Regions from separate parts of the Homo sapiens genome. Here region 2 is linked to region 1. Evidence: read pairs that join two places in POLR2A ChIA-PET (ENCODE). Cell type or tissue: K562. All regions are shown on one strand.

Evidence for each region. ChIA-PET counts read pairs that join two places held together with the same protein. Peaks named below come from ENCODE experiments on the same cell type or tissue, not always from the same donor. Only the 100,000 strongest peaks of a DNase experiment are listed, where the experiment ranks them.
Region 2: POLR2A ChIA-PET joins it to region 1 with 5 read pairs; 2 of 35 experiments call an interaction of 5 or more read pairs at or near these places.

What each region holds. Positions count from the first base shown.
Region 1 is chr1:61,169,800-61,172,299 of GRCh38, reverse strand. All of the region lies in intron 2 of NFIA (nuclear factor I A), which reads right to left. Among named protein-coding and RNA genes, the nearest start is that of NFIA-AS1, 82 kb to the left of the region's middle. In K562, no CTCF peak of the experiment used is centred here; a DNase peak (open chromatin) is centred at 1,479.
Region 2 is chr1:61,229,477-61,231,976 of GRCh38, reverse strand. The region is part of intron 2 of NFIA (nuclear factor I A); the gene reads right to left. Among named protein-coding and RNA genes, the nearest start is that of NFIA-AS1, 23 kb to the left of the region's middle. In K562, no CTCF peak of the experiment used is centred here; no DNase peak of the experiment used is centred here.

The DNA.
Region 1 (2,500 bases):
AACCCACTTTTCTCTGGGGATACCATCCTCTGCTTCTGTGACCATTTGCCTCCAGGATCGTGGCTAATACAGAATTATTTCAAATAACTTCTAAAGGTTCCTTTCTCTTTAGGAAGCAGAAATTCACTGCCAAATACACTGCTTCCATTCACAAGATTATTTATGGCACTGATAATTAAATTCCAGTCACGTGACTAAGGAAGCCTGGGTTGAGAGGGGAAAGAACCCAACCGTAATTTCTAGAAAGATCCATAAATTACTGCTTTTCTCCCCTGAGGTTGAAGTCCTTGGAGCTCTATGGATTCTTCCTTAGCACTGACTCTAAGTTTGGAATCATCACAGAAATTCCTTTCTCTGCACTCAGTGACAAAGCTCTTAAGGTAAACTCTTTGAAATTACTCTTTGTATCAGCCCCTGAGGATTTCTAAGGGGTGCACAGGAAATCCCGTTTTTCAAGGACCAAATGCTGCTGTCTCTAGGCAAGCACACAGTTCCTATAAGTACAGAAGATGAGAATTAAGGGTACAACCTTATGACAATCTGTGCTCTCTTTCCCCCAACAAAGGCACACACCATCACATCCACACCCACACAGGTATAGCACCATAGGAATGATAGCCACAGGGAGGAGGATTCTCTTATTCGTCCTCAGATTAGATCAGCAGGCCATTTTCTCCATTTCTTCAAGAAAGACCTACCAAAAACCTTTCCTAAATAAGGAAACTTCTCCTCTTCTCAAATCCTATATTCAATGTTTTAACAAAGATGAGGCTTTAATGAGTCAACGTAGTATGCATTATAGATAACAGTTATCTGTTATTATCACTTGGCTCAACCAGAGAAAAAAATGTCACCACATTTACTTGATTACTTTCAAAATATTTCATAATTATGTTTAAAATAAAAATACAATGAATAATGGCAGTCTAGAAGGAACATTAAACATTTTTTTCTCTAAGAAATACCTTCTAAAATATATCACATTTCGATTTGCTCGGCTTTTTATTTCAAGTAGATGGGTTAAACATCATCATCCTATTGTAATACTTTTTTTAGCCTGGAATAATTTTAGCATTTTAGAATTTTTCCACAGTCCTTTTTATTTAATGGTTTCAGAGAATATAATAAACACCATTTGATAAAAGATTGGGAATAAAAGAAACTGAGAGTGTAAATAAATCTTCCAAGGTTACATAGCCAATCTGGTATCCATTTTAAGGCTTTATACTAAGTATTAACACAAGCAGCCGTGTAGGCATGCCTACATAAACACACACACACACACATGCCACAGAGCAAAGGCAAACACTGCATTAGCAAGTTAGACATTATTCTCTATAAACTTTCTGCCCTTTTCTATTTAAGAAAGAATGTCTCTTTTTTTTTTATGAAACTGAAACAGTTCATTACTGTTTAAAACAACAACAAAGTCTGCTTCTTTAGAAGCTTATCAAGACCAAACACCTTTGTGGGTGCACCATCACTGATGTTGGCACAGCTTTGTGATAAGTGTCCAGCCGTTAAAAAGGCAGGGACACTAATTTTTGCTCAGTTCAGACCCTCTTCTAAAGTTCCAAGGTAAAGAAATGCTTCCTACTATACACCACGAAGAATGCAATTTTGTAGGAAAGTTCAAAATGTTACTGATAGTTATCTTTGTCATTTAGATGGCAAAAAAAGGTCTGGGGGTGTGGGGGAGGGCATATTCCCAGGCAAGAGTTCAAGTTTGGTTACAGTCCTAAGCATCCAGAAATCCTACACAGGCTAGAGTACAGGGAAATGCCAAATGCTATGACTCGACTGTGAGCACCTCCCAAGGCTATTTATTAGCAAGCTGGATTTCTGGGCCTATCCTAACAATGTAGGTCTTGTCCATAATTTGCCCAAGAGCCCTACAGCGTCTTGAAGGTCAGCTCAAGTTCACAGGCATTCCTCCTCCCCCATCGAGGTAAAAGGAAGTTCTAGAAAATGCTGTGGATCAGAGCAGCTGTGAACCTGTCCAAATGCCACTGACATTTTAGAAATCTTTCAGGGAGACAGGTGTGAGATTCATTCACTTAACCTCTGGGGTCAAGGATGCCTTTGGGAACTTGATGAAAGCCACAGCTGATGGTGTCCAGAGGTTGCAGTCAGACAGTTGTCTATGCATGAGGATCTCCAGGGTAGCTCTATATAGCCAGATGAGGAGGCCAACACAGTGCCTACAGGTACTCAATAAAATTGACTGCCTGACCTGTGCTAATTTACCATGCCTTCCAAACAACAAATGCCCAACGACTACATGGTAGGGGTAATGGGAAAAATCTTCCTTTCTGTACCACCAAAAATCACAATATAATGGCAAATAGAACAAATAACATTACTTTTATTTAAATACCAAAGAAGAAAGCTAAAAATCTTTGCTGTTCAAATTCAATCAGAAGAAAACTGGTTTACTCAACTAATATGGCTCAATGACCATTTCTTGAGCAGCTACTATGTGCAAGAAGCCAGGATTCAC
Region 2 (2,500 bases), 60 kb before region 1:
TCACAGAATTTCTTTGAAAGTCAGTTTCCTTATCTATAAAATAGATGATATAGGCCCTCTCAGAATGCAATACTGTTGTATTATTTCTTGTTTTGTTTTTTTTTGTTGTTGTTGTTTGTTTGTTTGTTTTTTACACTGAGGCATGGTCTCTCTGTGTTACCCAGGCTGGAGTACAGTGGCTATTCTCAGTTACAATCACAGCTCACTGTAGCCTTAAACTCTTAGCTCAAGCAATCCTCCTGCCTTAGCCTCCTGAGTAGCTGGGACTATAGGCATGTGCCACTATACTCAGCTTAGACTGCTATTTTTAATCTTAAATTGGCTGTTATATAAGCAGGTCTTACCTTATATACAAACTTCTTAAAGGCTGAGCTATTTTACAATAGCTAAATACAATAGCACCAAGTTGAGTCCTAAGCATATAAAAGAACATGGATATTTTTTGAATGGATCTGAATTTTACATATATATAATAATTGTGTCATTTACTATTTTAAAAACATTATGTGATTACATTTTCAGCATATAAGCTAATGACATTAATCTAGGCATAACATCTAACAAAGAAATGGTAAGCAGTGGCAACATAAACACAATTTATATCCTAATTCATAGGACTTTATTTTTATTCCTGAAAAACCATTAAACATTGGTCAAACTTTAGTGGTGACATCAAATATGTGTATAGTGATACTTTATATCCAGTCATTGCTTAGTTCCAATATGCAAAAGAAAAAACCAGGAAATTTTAAAGTAACTGTCCCAGAAAACAGCTGTGTAACTATAAAATTATCTCAGAAACACAGAACTTCATGAGTATCAAATTTGTTAAAAATATACATTTCAACAAATAACAAAGAGCCAGCCACTGAGCTACATGCTAGAGATGCAACGAGCTTTACACTCTAGTGGGGGTCACTAGTAGCTACAGTATAATGTGATAAGTACTGTGGCAGAAGTATACAAAGCTTCTCAGGAAACAGGGAAGGTAAGTCCCTAACTGCAAGAAAGTGTGTGGAATGGTTTTCCAAGTGATCCAATGCCTAAACTGAATGTAAAGAAGAGCTGGAGTTTTCCACACTGTGAAGCCATTTAGATGGAGAGTGTCCTGTAGAGAAACCAGAAGACGCAATGGCCCTGCACTGACACTGCAGTACTGAGGCACTGGTAAAGCACAGCACCTTGGTAAACTGTAAGCATGGCAACCCAGCTAGAACACAGAGCTGGAGCAGGGTGTGCCCAAGTGTGAAAAACGGGATGCGGGTGAGGAGAGTGGACTTTATACAGCTGGTGAGAGGGAGTCAATGAAGGTATGTTAACAAAGGAGCAATAGTTGTTATTTCAGAAAGATCACTCTGGCAGTAGTGTAATGAAGGGATAGATGATTGGGAAAGACTGGGAGTAAAGAGGTTACAAAGTCTAGGTTAGAAATAATAAAGGTCTAAAATTGAAGGAAACATAGGGTAGGATAGGAATTAATTTGCATGCTAATGAAAAGGTGGACTCGGGGAACTTAGTGGATGATTAGATATGAAACATGAAAGAAGAGTAAGAGATAACTTCTAGGTTATGATTTGACAGAAATATTTAAGGGGTGATACCATTAGATGCCATTCCTTCCTATTCATATAACTCTCATAATTCAGAACACCCACTTCACAGTAGGTCTTTCCATCAAATTACTGTCAAATTATTTTAAGGTTATTTCTAGATATTCTGTTTTTTATTGCTCTCCTGAATGAGATCTTTTTTCTGTCACAGCTTCTTATTGGAGATGATTATATAACACAATTTTTGGCTTTGGGATGTTTATCTTTTAACTAGATCTTCTGCTAAATTTTCTTATTAATTCCAAATGTTTTTTAATTAAACCTTTTGTCTAGGTAGATAATTCTATCATTTCCAAATAGTGATAATTTCATTTCTTCCTTTCAGATAGTTATAATTCTTATTTCTAAGTCATATAATATGACATTGTCCAAAACTTCTAGAAGAACATTAAATAATAATGGTGATAGCAGCCATCTTTGTTTTCTTCCTGATCTTAGGGGAGATGATTCCAATATTTCACAATTCAGTATGATTCCTTCTGTTGACATGACATAGATAATTTTATCCTGTTAAGGATACTATTCTCCTTTGTTACTGGTTTTAAAAAATTTGGAATCAATGCTAAATTGTATCAAATTCTTTTTGTTCCACATGATTTTTAGTAAGGTTTTCACACCTGTATCCCAGATTTTTGTAGAAAAGTCAACATTTAAAATATTTAAAATTTGAATGAAAAGGCAATAAATGCATGTTGGGGAGGAAGGAAAGACACACAGCTCCTGATTCAATCAGACTTTGATCACAGAGCAAGGATGGGATTCTTATAGCACCTAGCATAGTAGGCATTCAATAAATGAACCAATATTGATTTCTCTTTGAGATGACATCTAGTTTCACATTCCATTTTTGTTTGAGCTTATCAAACAAAATCAAATACAAGAAATTTTAA